4 separate regions of the Homo sapiens genome follow, and regions 1, 2 and 4 are each linked to region 3. Evidence: chromatin contacts called from ENCODE Hi-C or POLR2A ChIA-PET data. All regions are on one chromosome and are shown on one strand. The core of a region is the stretch at or near the end of the contact, and the rest is flanking DNA. Distances in the headings are between cores, read along the strand shown.

Evidence for each region. Hi-C counts contacts between places; a loop is a spot of excess contacts on that map. ChIA-PET counts read pairs that join two places held with the same protein, here RNA polymerase II (POLR2A). Pooled maps may share reads with other maps.
Region 1: a pooled map shows a loop between it and region 3 (12-fold over the local background). The contact joins the promoter of GTF3C2 here to the promoter of WDR43 in region 3. A Hi-C loop is called at or near these places in 6 of 50 pooled maps.
Region 2: a loop to region 3 is called in a map of B cell, with 36 times the contacts of the local background. The contact joins the promoter of RBKS here to the promoter of WDR43 in region 3. A Hi-C loop is called at or near these places in 3 of 168 maps with a recorded cell type or tissue (B cell, CD8-positive, alpha-beta T cell and naive thymus-derived CD4-positive, alpha-beta T cell), 5 of 37 single-sample maps with no recorded cell type and 9 of 50 pooled maps. POLR2A ChIA-PET finds 5 or more read pairs at or near these places in 1 of 52 experiments (activated B cell).
Region 4: a loop to region 3 is called in a pooled map, with 7 times the contacts of the local background. The contact joins the promoter of SUPT7L here to the promoter of WDR43 in region 3. A Hi-C loop is called at or near these places in 5 of 50 pooled maps.

The regions. Positions count from the first base shown.
Region 1 is chr2:27,355,436-27,359,583 of GRCh38, forward strand. It overlaps GTF3C2 (general transcription factor IIIC subunit 2), which reads right to left and starts at 1,329. Exons shown (of 19, transcript NM_001035521.3): 1 at 1,304-1,329. GTF3C2-AS2 (GTF3C2 antisense RNA 2) reads left to right here and starts at 1,330. Exons shown (of 4, transcript NR_183827.1): 1 at 1,330-1,421; 2 at 2,373-2,467; 3 at 3,450-4,025. RefSeq lists enhancers at 723-1,336, 850-1,129, 1,180-1,519, 1,337-1,950, 1,530-1,659 and 1 more.
Region 2 is chr2:27,888,031-27,891,790 of GRCh38, forward strand. RBKS (ribokinase) reads right to left here and starts at 2,357. Exons shown (of 8, transcript NM_022128.3): 1 at 2,227-2,357. The coding sequence starts at 2,315. BABAM2 (BRISC and BRCA1 A complex member 2) reads left to right here and starts at 2,699. Exons shown (of 12, transcript NM_199191.3): 1 at 2,699-2,812. BABAM2-AS1 (BABAM2 antisense RNA 1) reads right to left here and starts at 3,084. Exons shown (of 1, transcript NR_028308.1): 1 at 1,426-3,084. RefSeq lists a silencer at 2,545-2,824.
Region 3 is chr2:28,893,345-28,897,572 of GRCh38, forward strand. WDR43 (WD repeat domain 43) reads left to right here and starts at 1,323. Exons shown (of 18, transcript NM_015131.3): 1 at 1,323-1,579. The coding sequence starts at 1,355. RefSeq lists silencers at 1,307-1,386, 1,527-1,586, 1,627-1,676, 1,697-1,816 and enhancers at 1,467-2,090, 1,917-2,016, 2,091-2,712.
Region 4 is chr2:27,661,576-27,665,303 of GRCh38, forward strand. It overlaps SUPT7L (SPT7 like, STAGA complex subunit gamma), which reads right to left and starts at 2,039. Exons shown (of 6, transcript NM_014860.3): 1 at 1,754-2,039; 2 at 604-706. The coding sequence starts at 617. It overlaps SLC4A1AP (solute carrier family 4 member 1 adaptor protein), which reads left to right and starts at 2,314. Exons shown (of 14, transcript NM_018158.3): 1 at 2,314-3,002; 2 at 3,525-3,720. The coding sequence starts at 2,340.

The DNA.
Region 1 (4,148 bases), core at 79-2,578, 1.5 Mb before region 3:
CTTGAACCCGGGAGGCGGAGGTTGCAGTGAGCCGAGATCACGCCACTGCACTCCAGCCTGGGCAACAAGAACAAAACTCCGTATCAAAAAAAAAAAAAATACACTTCTCATGGAAGGCAGCAGCAGGATGTAATGGTACAAATTCTGGATACACAGTAAAGGAATAGATGATCAGTAAATTCGTACTGAGTTTCTAAAACCTTCCATTGCACCCCAATCTGTCTGGTTCCCATGCTGCTCCAGGATGCCAGCTTGACCTCCCCAGCCAAGAAAAAATAATGACACAACACTGCACCTTAAGTATGAAATTACTTTGAATACACTGCTTAGCTTAATATATTGTTTCCTAAAGTGTTCCTAGGGTACAACTGGCGGTATGCAAGATGATTTTAATGGTACGAAAACGAACATTTTAATGACTAGTGCTTTTATTTCAACTTACATAAACAATTATAAGTAGCCCATGAAACCCACGGTTTCATTTATATTGCTTAGGTCGAGACTAATGCATTTAAACTTTTTAAGTAAGTCAATTTAAAGAGAACTATTCAGAAAACAATAGTACAATTGATAAGAGATTGCAAAAATAGTGATGGCACGGGATTGACTTAAAATTGTATATGCCTCTGGAACAAAGAGGTTTGTCCATACCCTATACATCCCTCCAACAAAGTGAGTTGCCTCCGACGGAGTTGAAGTCGCCACCTCTGACTTCCCCAACAGGCAGCCAACTTGCCACGGGACAAAAGGACTAGACAGGGAAACACAACTGGCCCTTGGTTACGCCAATGGCGTTGCAGCGCGCGGGGCACAACCCTCGGGGTTAAAGAGCCTCCTCGAGGAAGAGGCTGGGACACAGCTGAAAGAGATTGACCCACAACCACTCTAGGGGCCATCACCTGCCCTTCTTCAGTCCTGGGCGTGAAGGTAGATTTCTCCCCTAGCCTGTGCGGGAGAGGAGCCCTGGTTTTTCTAACAAGGACTACTGTAGGTTCGCCGAGTTCGAGGGACGCTACGTATGCAGCGCCTACGCCCGGACACAGGCTTCCGCGTTACCGACACCGCGTGGGGGAGGAGGGCAAGACCCGAGGCTTGCAGAGATGGGGGGTGCACGGTGGCCACAGTAGGGAAGGTGCGGAGCATGATGGTGCTCTGTAGGAGCGCAGACGCTGAAAGGCGCGCTGCTGTGGCTGGGAGAAGAGCGGAGCCAGGAGTTTGTTCCCAATATCTTAGTGCTATGGCAAAAGAAGGGGGAGGAGTAATTGTGGGGCCCCCCACACACCCGCTGCGGCGATACACTCACCCTCGCCAAAGTCCTTCCGGAAGTCTAAGTTCGAAGATGGCGCCGCCTGTCTGGTCGCGGTCTTATGACGAAATCTTGTTAGCTGCTCTTCACTGACGCCCCCACCCCAGTGCACAAGGTAAACACGTGTGCTTGGTCCGGAGTCGGTGCCGGGCTAGTTTTCTCTTAGACTCTGTATTCCATAATGCAGCGCGGCCAGAGTCACCGAGCCCTCCGAAGCCAGCCGAGTTCCAGGGCGTCTTCAGCGGCGCCAGGGACGCTGCAGGGCCTCATGGGAGTTGCAGTGTCAAAAAGGGGAGATCGACGCCTGCGCGGCCAACGGGATCCCACGCGGCCTCGACGGGAGCCGGGAGTAGGCGGACTCCCAGGCCGGGCTCGCGCTCTGGATCCCTGAATCCGGCCTTTCCGGCCGGACTGCCGCGCCTGTGGCCGGAAGAGCCAGCTAGACCAGAGAGTCTGTACCTGCAACCCTGGCGGCGTCCGAGCCCAAGGCGGAGTCTGGGAGACAAAGAAGTCCTCGCCGCCGGCCGCTGGAGGATTCTGCCAGTAGTGAAGTCAGGGATGGGCCCGAGAGAGCTTGGAAAGAGGACAAGGAAGGGAAGGAGTAGGAGTAGAAAAGCATGACTTTGGCTGGGTATGGTAGCTCCTGTCTGTAATCCCAGCACTTTGGGAGGCCAAGGCGGGGGAGGATCACTTGAGCCCAGGAATTCGATACCAGCCTGGGCAACATAGTGAGACCCCGTTTTTATTTTTATTTTTATTTTTTCCTGAGATGGAGTCTTGCTCTGTCCCCAGGCTGGAGTGCAGTGGCGCGATCTCGGCTCACTGCAAACTCCGCCTCCCGGGTTCAAGCAATTGTCCTGCCTCAGCCTCCCGAGTAGCTGAGATTACAGGCGCCCGCCACCAAGCCCGGATAATTTTTGTCTTTTTAGTAGAGAAGGGGTTTCACTATGTTGGCCAGGCTGGTCTCGAACTCCTGACCTTGTGATACGCCTGCCTCAGCCTCCCAAAGTGCTGGGATTACAGGCATGAGCCACCGCGCCCGGCCTAATTTTTTAATTTTTTCTAGAGATGGGGTCTCGTTATGTTGACCAGGCTGGTCTTGAACACCTGACCTGAAGTGATCCTCTTGCCTCAGCCTCCCATAGTGCTGCGATCACAGGTGTAAGTCACTGAGTTTGGCCATTATTCCATTTCTGTACACAAAAACCTTTCTCATTCTGTGCTATAACTAGTTAGCATTTAATTGGGTGGATGTGGTATAACTAGTGCCTTGTTGATATTGATGCATATTTACATGGTTTTGCTGTTATAAACAATGGTCCCTTGCTATTATAAATCACACTGCTATAAGTAACCTTGCATCTAAATTACTTCAAATGTGTAACTATATGGGTAGGATAATTTCTAGAAGTGGAATTGTGAACCAAAGTTTTAGGTGCATTTGTAATTTTGATTTATAACCAATCTTTTCACTGATCTACTTCTCTGCCTCTAATTTCTACTAGGTGTTTGTTTGTTTGTTTGTTTGTTTTGAGACAGGGTCTTGCTCTGTCACCCAGGCTGGAGGACAGTGGTGCAATCACGGCTCACTGCAGCCTCAACCTGCCACCTCAGCCTCCTGAATAGTTGGGGTGTGTGGCAGGTGTATACCACCACTTCCAGGTTTTTTTGTTGTTGTTGTTTAATAGAGATGAGGTCTTGCTATATTGCCCAGGCAGGTCTCACACTACTGAGCGCAAGCGATCCTCCTGCCTATGCCTCCCAAAGTGCTGGGATTACAGGTGTGAGTTGCCATGCCTGGCCCGGTTATCTTTCTAAAGCATAAAGCAACCCTGTTGATCCTCTGCTTAATTTTGATGATTAAGTAGTATGTTCAAAATATAGAAATCCATGTATTGATAATGATCTTTTAAAAAAAGTAAAAGCCAAAATATCAGCTACTCATCCTACACCATTGAAAGTAGTGACCATTAAACTGCTCTACCTCTACCTCCACCTCTCTACCTCTCTACCTCTCTACCTCTACCTCTACCCACGGTCTCCCTCTCTTTCCATGGTCTCCCTCTCATGTGGAGCCGAAGCTGGACTGTACTGCTGCCATCTCGGCTCACTGCAACCTCCCTGCCTGATTCTCCTGCCTCAGCCTGCCGAGTGCCTGCGATTGCAGGCACGCGCTGCCACGCCTGACTGGTTTTGGTGGAGACGGGGTTTCGCTGTGTTGGCCGGGCCGGTCTCCAGCCCCTAACCGCGAGTGATCCGCCAGCCTCGGCCTCCCGAGGTGCCGGGATTGCAGACGGAGTCTCGTTCACTCAGTGCTCAATGGTGCCCAGGCTGGAGTGCAGTGGCGTGATCTCGGCTCGCTACAACCTACACCTCCCAGCCGCCTGCCTTGGCCTCCCAAAGTGCCGAGATTGCAGCCTCTGCCCAGCCGCCACCCCGTCTGGGAAGTGAGGAGTGTCTCTGCCTGGCCGCCCATCGTCTGGGATGTGAGGAGCCCCTCTGCCTGGCTGCCCAGTCTGGAAAGTGAGGAGCGTCTCCGCCCGGCCGCCATCCCATCTAGGAAGTGAGGAGTGCCTCTTCCCAGCCGCCATCACATCTAGGAAGTGAGGAGCGTCTCTGCCCGGCCGCCCATCGTCTGAGATGTGGGGAGCGCCTCTGCCCCGCCGCCCCATCTGGGATGTGAGGAGCGCCTCTGCCCGGCCGCGACCCCGTCTGGGAGGTGAGGAGCGTCTCTGCCCGGCCGCCCCGTCTGAGAAGTGAGGAGCCACCCCATCTGGGAAGTGAGGAGCATCTCCGCCCGGCAGCCACCCCGTCCGGGAGGGAGGTGGGGGGTCAGCCCCCC
Region 2 (3,760 bases), core at 1,107-3,606, 1.0 Mb before region 3:
CTTCACAGAAAGCTCTCAGTTTGGTAACAAGGAAGTAGCTCTGAATTTTAACCCTGACACTTTTATTCAGGTAGGATGTATGAGAAAATTTTCTTTTCTTTTCTTTTTTTTTTTGAGATGGAGTTTTGCTCTTGTCACCCAAGCTGGAGTGCAATGGCGCGATCTCAGCTCACTGCTACCTCCACCTCCCAGGTTCAAGCAATTCTCCTGCCTCAGCCTCCTGAGTAGCTGGAATCACAGGCGCCAGCTACCATGCCCAGCTAATTTTTGTATTTTTAGTAGAGATGGGGTTTCACCATGTTCGCTGGGCTGGTCTGAAACTCCTCACTCAGGTGATCTGCCCACCTTGGCCTCCCAAAGTGCTGGGATTACAGGTATGAGCCACTGCGCCCGGTCCACTTTAGTTTTCTTACTCTTCTGCCACTTCACACATAAAATCATGGTAAACATTTAGCTTGGTGGATTTCCCATGGAATGAATCATTTTAGATGAAGGTTTATTCCTTTATGTAACTCAACTTTATGAATTTTTGATGAAACTTTTTCTAAAGTGAAATACATGCTCTATTTTTATACAAAATTTAGTAAGTACCATATAACCTTTTCTTGAAAAGAGTCATCACCAGTAAAATCAATTGCTATATTGTGTTGTAAACACAGTAATGTTCTTTCTACACAGATGTCTGCAAACTATGGCCTGCAGGATGTTCTTGTAAGGCTTGGGAGGTAAGAATGGTTTTTACATTTAAAAAATGTTGTTAAAAAAAAATGTGACCTTGACCACATACGGCTTGCAAAGCCTAAAATATTTACTATCTGGCCCTTTACAGAAAAGTTTACTTACTCTTGCTCTAGAAAAAGATGTACAGGCCTCTTCAACAAATGTCTCCAACTAGATTCAATTTTATGCTCTGTCACCAAAGGAAAGTATTTTTATCTTGGCACAGTGTCTGACAGAATAGTTCTAATATTTGTGGAAAAATAAAGGTCATTGGTATTTAAAATTCTTTTGTTGCTTCTTCTCGTTACACAGTCTCCTACTCATCCTCAAGTTTTCGTCAGTCACTATAACTGCCTCTAGCAGTCTCTTCTCTAACTCCCACCTTTCTAATCTCAGTGGAAATTTGGTAACACAGCTTATAAATATTTTAAGGTAAGGTTAAATTGGTTACATGAAGACCCTAGACCTATTTTCTGAGTAGAATACAGGTGGTTTGGTGCAGCAATTTGGTGACTTATTTTGATTGTCCCAAAGCCTTTTTGTTTAGTTCCACGTTCTCTATTACCCTTTGGAAAAGCAACATTTCAGGACGAATGAGGTGTTACTGTAGCATACCTGATCATTTTTATAACACAAAGTAGCATTACAACTGAAAAGATATTCATCAAAAGACTGAACTGCAGTAATTGGAGTGGTAGGATTTTCTTGGAATATCTGAATTTATTACTAATTTTACAGTGAACATACATTACTTTTGTAATCAGAAAAGCTACCTTAATTTAAAAAAAAGAAAAATCAGAAGGATCTGTCTACTCAATCTTACTGACCTAACTCAACAATTTTCATTTGGCATATTTTCTATCATAATTTGATCATCGTTTTCAGAGGTTGTAAATACTGTGTTTATGTTTTTATTTTGATTCATACTTGGCTTGCTGAAAAATACGCTGTAAATATAAAATACTGCAGTAATGCCGACAATCAACATGGTGAAAGGTGACAGTCTTTTTGATTTCTGCTCAACTCATTATTTTATACAATAAGCTCAGACGAATAATACCCAATTTGGATAATGTTACGCTTGACAAAACACTTTACTTCATTTAGTCCTCACAACAACCCTGTGAGGTAGGCACATTCTCGGAGGTAAAATGACGTGGGCAAAGTTCCCTGGCTCGTTTGGGGAAAGGCTCAGCAGCCGGGCCAAGAAAGGTCTTTGGGGGCGCAAGTCTTTGGAGGGCAGGTCTTTGGGGAGCGCTTTGAGTAATATTAGAGCTTTCACTAAACCCTGGCCTATTACGTCCCCTCCCCTGAGATTTACCTTTATATACTCAAGTTCTTTCATGCCAGGAAGGTAGGCTGAAGGCTTCGAAAACCTGCAGCTCATACCCAAAGCTAGCACTGTCTATCCCTGGAGACCCAGCGCCCAAAAGCTCCACTGGGCGCATAGCGCACGGCACGCCTCCTCCCCCGAGCCGCAGACTGAGTAACTGGCCCCGGACTAACCTGACCAGGTCGGTCATGCAGGAGCCCACCACTACCACCGCCGCCACCTCCTCTTGCCACTGCCTCTGGGGTTCCCCAGACGCCGCCATCGCTCAAAGGTGCTGCTGTCCAACCTGGACGGTGACCTCTGCCCTTTGCCCGACCCCGTAACCAGAGACGCCACTCCTGCCCTCCCTAACGACGCGGGCCTTTCAGACGCCTACGCGGGTCGCCCACCTGACTGCCCGAAATCACCCCGCCCACCAAGTGTCCCCTCTTCTTCCTGGAATAGTCTCGGTGCACAGCCTCACGTAACAGGGCCCTCCTGATATGGCGAGACTCCGCGCTCCTCGTCACTCACGGGGCAGGCGCTGAGGAAGGAACTGTCAGGCACCGCGGGGACGCCTTTCCGAGCGCCCGGCTCGGCGCGGCGCGGGGGCGCGCACGCCGCCCAGCTTCGGGGCCGCAGAGGGGGCGGGGCGGGACGTCCGGGGAGTGCGCACGCATCCTGCCCGCGGCGCGCGCGCAGGTCGGTGCGTCTGTCGGGGGCGCGCTCGGGTACCTGTACCCCACGTAGTCGCCGGTTACCGATCGGACTAAGTTCCAGGTACCTGGACTGGGGCTGGTGCGGGGAGGTTGGATCCCGAGTCGCACAGGTGGCGTGGAGAACTGTGGTTTAAATATGGCCAGGGGACTCGCCTCCTCTTCCTATGGAGAAGGCCCCCGTTCCAAAGATGCCCTTCTCATCCCCATCACGCTGATTCCCTCAAGAACGAGCCCCCAAGGCCAGAGGCGTCTCTTTCTCCATATCTGGCCCATCCCCTGGTTCCTGTAAACCCCGAGTATTAGTTCCTTGTTGCCTGATGAGGGGAATCATACAGTTTGGAAGAGGGGAGAGTGTCCCTTTTTAAGACGTCCCCTAGAGTGGGGTGGTCATTCTTCGGGTCTGAGCTAACTTGTTTTTCTCGAATGTTGCCCCTTGGGGGAAATTGCTTCCCCAGTGTAACTTCCCTCGTGCGCTGTATGACGTCGACGTGACGCAGCAGGATGCCACCCCTTTCCGTTCCATGACGTCAGCAGGGCACATGTTTCCGTGTTTGTCATCTCATTTTAATTGCAAGAACCTGGATGGTGCTTTAGACGTCTTTGTAATCCCCAGGCCTCTCATCAAAGGACCTTTTGTAACTTTATTTTGGGGTAGCAGACCCTTGCAAAAATTGTAATTTTGCATTTTCCTTTTGCAATACGTCAAAATCAGGAAATACAAATTGCAGTAGTAGTATTCAGGGGACTCTGACCACCGTAAATATTTGTATATCTGGGGTGTATTATAGTGCTGCCATGCGTAAGAGTTACTACCGGTGGTGACTCCCTGTCCATGTACCCGGTTCACTGCACCAAAGGACCAGTGTTTTTGGCTAAGTGACTTCTGATTTTGGAGTCATTGTGTTCCACTCCCCACCCCCCGCCCTTTTTTTTTAGAGAAGTCACACCTCCTCATGGTTGAAATAGATTTTAATACTGCGTGAAACCTTGCACTGTTAAAACATAGTAT
Region 3 (4,228 bases), core at 73-2,572:
TGTTATTTTGTAAATGATTACAGCCTGGAATTGAATAGGGGGAAACGGAAGCAGTTGTTACAATCATTATCAATTTGAAAGTGAAGACTTCTTTTCTCTCTCTTTTTTTTTGAGACAGTCTCGCTCTGTCACCTAGACTGGAGTGCAGTGGCGTGGCGATTTCGGCTCACTGCAACCTCCACCTCCCGGGTTCAAGGAGTCTCCTGCCTCAGTCTCCCGAGTAGCTGGGACTACAGGCACACACCACCACACCCGGCTAATTTTAGTATTTTTAGTAGAGACAAGGTTTCGCCATTTTGCCTAGCTTGGTCTCGAACTCTGACCTCGGGCGATCTGCCCGCCTCGGCCTCCCAAAGTGGGATTATAGGTGTAAGCCACCGCGCTCGGCTGAAGATTTCCTTCAAACCTTTCGTTCTACCTTATCATTTTCTTTAAAGTTTTAAAAAATTGTTATTTATTTATTATTTATTTTTTTAAGACGGAGTTTCACTCTTGTTGCCCGGAGTATAATGGCGCGATCTCGGCTCACAGCAACCTCCATCTCCCGAGTTCAAGCGATTCTCCTGCCTCAGCCTCTCGAGTAGCTGGGATTACAGGCGTGCGCCACACGCCTGGCTATTTTTTTTTTTTTTTTTTTTTTTTTTTTTTTTTTGAGACGAGTCTCGCTCTGTCGCCCAGGCTGGAGTGCAGGGGCGCGATCTCGGCTCACTGCAATCTCCGCCTCCCGGGTTCAACCAATTCTCTGCCTCAGCCTCCCGAGTGGCTGGGATTACATACAGGTGCCAACCACCAAGCCCGGCTAATTTTTTTGTATTTTTAGTAGAGACGAGGTTTCATCATCTTGGCCAGGCTGGTCTTGAACTCCTGACCTTATGATCCACCCGCCTCGGCCTCCCAAAGTGCTAGGATTACAGGCGTGAGCCACCGCGCCCAGCCCACGGCTAATTTTTTTATTTTTAGTAGAGACGGGGGTTTCTACATGTTGGTCAGGCTGGTCTCGAACTCCGACCTCAGGGGATCCGCCCACTTCGGCCTCCCAAAGTGCTGTGATTACAGGCGTGAGCCACCGCGCCCGGCCCCCCCCCTTTTTTTTTTTTTTTAAAGGAACAGGACTTGATCTTAATTCTACAATTACTTTCTCCCATACTCCCACTCCCGCCCAGAACAAGATAGCGACAGGCCCTAGCGGGCCACCGTCCACAGGGCGGATCCGCCAGAAGCTCTCCTGCGACGCGAAGATCCACTCCCTGAGCCCCCGGCGCTCCCTCCGCCTCACTTCCTCCTCCAGGCTCCGCCCCGCGCCGGTGCGCCTGCGCACGGACGAACACGTGGCTGCAGCGGGGCCAGAGCAGCAATGGCGGCGGGCGGCGGCGGTAGCTGCGACCCCCTGGCCCCTGCTGGGGTCCCTTGCGCCTTCTCCCCGCACAGCCAGGCCTACTTCGCTTTGGCCTCTACCGACGGTCACTTACGAGTATGGGAGACGGCCAACAACCGGCTGCACCAGGAGTACGTGCCTTCCGCGCACCTCAGTGGTACCTGCACCTGTCTGGCCTGGGCGCCAGCGCGGCTGCAGGCCAAGGTAAAGCGAGCGGGACTGCGCGGGGCGGGCGCCTTCCCGGGCTCGGCTTCGGGCCTCCGGGCCGGGTGGCGCGTGGTCCGGCATCGCGCGTGGCTCTCAGCGGCCCGGGCCAGAAGGCTTGGAGGCGGCGTCGGCGCGTTCAGGGCCCAAGCCGCCAGCCCCGCGTGCGGCCTGCCGCGAGGGCAGTGAGGGAGGGCGCAGCTCGACCCGGCCGGCCTCGTATCCGAGCCCTGCCGGCTGGCCCAATGAGGCCTGGGCCCCACTGTTGACGGGCAGCCATGTTCGCCAAGTCCCCTGGTCCCCCTGGGGCGGCTTCCTTCTGCCGGGCCTTGGCTCATCAGAGTTCTGGTTTTTGACAGAGCCCCATCTTGGGACTATCTAACTTTCCTCTGTCTGTGATCCGGCTCATCAGTTTTGCACTGGGCAGTTGGTATGGACTAGTCTGTACTTGCTTCCGGACCTTCCCCCTCCTGCCCCCCCTTTGGGTGCCGGCTCACCACGTGTTCTCGTCCCCGTCCAGGTTGTGGGACTCTCAACTCTTAACTTTTGCCTTTCCCAGGCACCTCTACATTCTCAGCTTTTTGAACTCACTGCTTTTTGATTTTAACATCTGCTCGCCCCTCCCGCCCCGCTTTCAAGCCGATCACACTGCTCCCCACCCACCCCAATCTGAAGTCTGTATTAGGATGTGGAGGTTAAGTGAAGTAGTAGCTTGATTTAGTGAATGTTTTATGAGTGCAGATGAAATTACCCTTAGATGGAAAACTGCCGAGTTAGGCAGAGCTTTTCATTGTTAGGGACCCGTGTCAGGTAAATGCCTTTCACTGTTGAGTCACTCAGCTACATCTCTCTAACTCAGCATGCACGTGGTTATTGCGTTTACAGAGTAGCCAAACCGAATCACTGCAAAGTGATTTGGAAACATCAGGTATCCTGAGGTGTGTGATGTGAGCTGTTTCAATGTGGAGAACTGTAAAAGCTATTTAGGATCTTACTCTCTCTGACGACCTGGGAAGCCTGCTAAATTTTTGGGTTGGGAAAAGGGATACATATAAGTTGCTATACTTTGGGCATGTTTAGATATTTTTCAAATTTTAAGCTACATTTTCATAGTTTATCCTGTTGATTCATAAAATAAACCTATCAGGGCTTATAAGTCAAACATAAAACTAAAAAAAAAATCAGTTTTTATTGTTAAAATTACAGCGCTCTGCTTATCTTTTATTTTCAAAGTTTTCTGTGGTTGTATTTTAACAGTCCTGTAAAGTGATAGTAATACTAATGCTGAGAGAAATACGGAGCAGTGGTTAGGTAGGTGCGTGGACCCAAGCTGGCTATATTGTCTATATTTGATTCTAGCCTCTGCTTCATAGTGGTAATTGCCCCTCTGGTTCCTCATTTATGAAATGAGGATAATAATATCTTCTTCATAGAGTGGTTGTGAAGGTTAATATATTTAATAATGCAGAGAACACTTAGAATAGTTCTTGACAGGTAAGTGCTTTAAGTGTTAAGTATTATTAATATCTGATATTTGTGTGGTTAGTCCTGAAGTGTTGATAAGGAACTTTCTGCCTTGTTTCGGGGAAAGAAACAGAAACTCTGGGAAACTAAGCAACTTGAATAAAGTAAAAAATGGAACCAGGATTAGAACTCAGGTCCTTAAGAGCTCGGTTCTTGGTTATCTGCAACAGATAGTTAATATTAGGTTGGAAAAAATGTCACCCACTTTGCTTTTCTGTTGAGTTTCAGTTGCATTGTATGCCCAAGAGAAATTTCCTAATCTCATATTAAAAGTCATAGTTTTGGATTATGTGCAACACTATGGTAAACTAGAAAAATAACTGGATTTGGTTTCATAGCCCAGACTCAAAACTTACTTTGTCATATTGAGCAAGTTGTTTTAATTTTGAGGACCTCATTGACAAACGAGAGTTGAGCTACATTAAACAAAATTTTTTTCTAGGTTTCAGCATCGTTTTATCTGCACTGTCTCCTTTTAACCACATGACTATGGAATCCCCTGAAATTAATTGCATTTTAAAAAAACTGATTGAAAATCAGAGCTAAGAAAGGTAAATGACTTGACTCAAGCCTTAATAACCAATAAAGGAGTGTGGCCTCTAGAGTCATGGTGCCCCGAACTCCTGGTCAAGTGCCCCGATTTTGTTACTCTCAATCTTGAGTCACAGAACTGAGAGAGCTGGAAGGAATGTAGAGACATTCCCTACTTTGAGGGTGTGTCCTCTTGGAGCATCAGTTTGACTTATAAACTAAGGAGAGACAGTTTTCTTGTATTAAAACAAACTTGCACATATATTATGGTATAAAATTAAAAAGTCATATGTACTGTAACAAGATATCTTAGAAAAAAAAGGCACATGTTAAGGTGCTCTCATCTTATTAAACCCTTCCTTTTATTTTACATCTTTGAGGCTTAGTGTATGAGGCATGAAAAGGATGTTGCTCTGAACCCACTTTCCAGCATTTTGTTAAGGTCCTGCTATATGATGACATATAGTACTCTCAAATTTGAAATAGAGGTATCATCACCCACCTTTTAGGATCCTCAGGATCAAATTAGGCAATGTATGTGACTGGTGTAGTATGGCCTAGTATGTAATAAGTGGCTTAATAAATGTTATTATT
Region 4 (3,728 bases), core at 789-3,288, 1.2 Mb before region 3:
AAACTGTAGGACCAAAGGTGTTCTCCCTAAATAAATTAAGAGAAATGTAACTGTTAGATGCTGGTTATTGTCATACTATGACAATTCCTACTACACTGAACCACAGGGTAGAATTTGGGTCATTAGTGGACCAATAGCTACAACAGCATCTGGAGCTCTAGTATCCCTATTTCCCATCTCACTCACTAACTCATTACCAGAACTACCATCACGCTCAATCCTGAACAATAAGCAAGGCATGATAAGGTATCTTGATACATCTGTGCTGGATCAATAGGAGAAAAACTAGTAGGGTTAAAGATAATAAGAAGTGGTTCTTACTCTGTGTGTCTTAGGCATGATCCTGGTGGAAAAATTTATGAACCATTAATCTAAATGGCATTATGCTTTCAACTTTTGACATATAGAACGTGAGAGATTTCTGCTGCCTTCTAACTGGTATCCCTTCCTCCAATCTCTCTTTGTATGTCATCTATTCTCTACACTGCTGCTAGACTTACTCTTTTTAAAACTTAAATCAAATGGCTTCCCATTGCCTATTGGAAAAAGTCAGAATTCCTTGGCTTACCATTCAACAAAATTCACAATCTGGTTTCAACTCACCTTTGCAGATTCATTGTCCATATGTCTCTTCAAGTTCAACAAACATTTATCAAATGCCAGGCATTCTGTGTCGGTCAAAGACTGATAATGTGAGATCCTTGCCCTGAAGTGAGGAAGAGAAACAGAAGCAGAATATTTCAATATGAAACATGGTAAGTACTGTTCTAGAGGTATATGGACCTGGGGTACTGGAAGCACAAAGGAGGAGCTTCCTGGGTGAAATGACTACCTTTGTTCTAACAACATTATACTACTCAGTTTCTTGAGAATGCTGTACATTTCCACAATTGACACTTTCAGCTGTGAACTCTGCCAGAAATGCTCTGCCAACCTTGCACATCCCTGGCAGACTCATATTCATTTTTAAGTACAGCATAAGTCCCCACCGTCCGTCACTTCACCAGTGCATCTCCCTTTCTCTATTCTCACAGTGCTTTGCAAGTCTATGTCACAGCAGTTATCCTTGGATTTTAATTAGTACTTATCGCAATAGATTTTTTCTGCCCGTCTATTTCTTATGGCTGTGGTCTTGTTACAGGGCCAGGCACACAGAAATATCTGGCATTTGTTGAATGTTTACTATATGCCAGACTTCACCTTTTTTGTTTGTTTCTTTTTTGAGACAGGGTTTCACTCTGTAGCCCAGGCTGGAGTGCAGTGGTGCAGTCATGGTTCACTGCAGCCTCAACCTCCTGGGACCAAGCAATCCTCCCACCTCAGCCTCTGGAGTAGCTGGGACTACAGGCGCGCACCATCAAACCTGGATTTTTTCTTTTTTTTTTTTTTTTTTGGCGAGACAGGGTCTCGCCATGTTGCCCAGCCTCCTCTGGAACTCCTGGGCTCAAGCAATCCTCCCGCCTCAGCCTCCCAAAATGTTGGGATTACAGGCATGAGCCACCGGTCTGGCTGGCCTTTATTGTTTGATTCAATTCTTCCAACAACCCTATGAGGCTAATAATCTTATCCCCATTTTTCAGAGTGAGGGCTGAGGCCTAGTGTCTTGCCCAATGTCACAAATGGCGAGGTCAAAAATCGACAGTCTCCAGAGTCTGCTCTCTTAACCACTTAACTATTCTGCCTTAATAATTTCAGAAAAAAAATAAATGAATGAACGAAATAACAAAAAAGTCGCCCTCTTCCCTTACTTTACCGAAAGGAGCACGAAGAACAGGCACGGAGCCCAAGGAATGCCCAAGTCCCTCCAGGGGTTTCCTCGGTCACGGTCCGCCGGCGCAGGCGCCAATCACAGGGTCCTGAGGTCGCCTGACGTTCAGGGCAGCCGGAAGACGGGGAGGTCTGGACCTGAACCGAGACAAGGAGGTACCACACTATTCACTGCTGCGTCGCAGAGCGGGCTGGGCGGCTGTCTGGACCTCGAGAGGCCTGAGGCAAGGATCGCGTCAGACCCCGAAAGCTGGTTTGTTGATTAGTGATCTAAGACCGCCGGAAGCGCTTCTTCTCAATCAAGCTATGCAACAGGAAGTCATTACGATCCCGTTGTAACCTCTAAATATGTCCCCGTTCTGCACAGCATCCCGATAACCGTTTTGTTTTTCTCATATTATGACCTTCTCATGTTAGCACCACTTCGCAACGCTCCAGGTCGTGAAGGAGCAACTTCACCATCGCCGCCTACAGACGCCACTGGGAGCTTGGGAGAGTGGGACGTGGACAGGAACGTAAAGACCGAAGGGTGGGTTTCGAAGGAGCGGATTTCGAAGTTGCACCGGTTGAGGATGGCTGACATTCTCTCTCAGTCAGAGACCCTGGCGTCGCAAGACCTCAGTGGGGACTTCAAGAAGCCAGCTCTGCCGGTGTCCCCAGCGGCGCGGAGTAAGGCCCCGGCCAGCAGTTCTTCAAACCCTGAGGAGGTACAGAAGGAAGGGCCCACTGCGTTGCAGGACTCCAATTCTGGGGAGCCCGACATCCCTCCTCCTCAGCCGGACTGCGGTGATTTTAGGAGTCTACAGGAGGAGCAGTCGCGCCCCCCGACAGCGGTTTCTTCCCCTGGCGGTCCAGCCCGGGCTCCCCCCTACCAAGAGCCTCCATGGGGTGGCCCTGCCACAGCCCCCTACAGCTTAGAGACCCTGAAGGGCGGCACTATCCTTGGCACCCGTAGCTTGAAAGGGACGAGTTACTGCCTTTTCGGGAGGCTGTCTGGCTGCGACGTGTGCCTGGAGCACCCTTCGGTGTCTCGGTACCACGCAGTGCTGCAGCACAGGGCGTCCGGCCCTGACGGAGAATGCGACAGCAACGGGCCGGGCTTCTACCTCTACGATCTGGGAAGCACCCATGGCACTTTTCTCAACAAAACTCGCATCCCACCTCGCACCTACTGTCGAGTCCACGTTGGGCATGTTGTTCGCTTTGGAGGCAGCACCCGGCTCTTTATCCTGCAGGTAGGTAGAAAAACCTAGAATTGAAATTTCGGGTTCATTGGACTGCGTTCTTGTGCTTCTTAAGCTTTGGATGAGGAAGAAGAATCTCCCACTCAGCGATTACGAAAGTGAAGGAATCAAGTCTGGCCTATCATCTTCAGACGGCTGTACACATTGCTATATTTCTGAAAGTCATGTTCACAATCCCGAACTCTAAAATAACTTGTTTGGCCAGGCGCGGTGGCTCGCGCCTGTAATCCCAACACTTTGGGAGGCCCAGGCGGGAGGATCGCTTTAGCCCAGGAGTTTGAGAGGAGGCTGGGCAACATGGCAAGACCCTGTCTCTTAAAAAAAAAAAAAAAAATTAGCCAGGCATCATGGTCCCAGCTGCTCAGGAGGCTGAGGTGGGAGGATCACCTGAGCCCAGGAGGTCAAGGCTGCAGTGAGGTGTATTACAGCCACTGCACTCCAGTCCAGCCTAGGCGACAGAGCAAGACCCTGTCTCTAAATAAATAAATAACCTTTTTTTCCTTGGTTCATCAGGGACCAGAGGAAGACCGAGAGGCAGAATCCGAGTTAACAGTAACACAGTTGAAGGAATTGCGCAAGCAGCAGCAAATATTGTTGGAGAAGAAGATGCTAGGAGAAGACTCAGATGAAGAAGAGGAAATGGATACCTCTGAAAGGAAGATAAATGCTGGTAGCCAAGATGATGAGATGGGTTGCACCTGGGGAATGGGTAAGAAA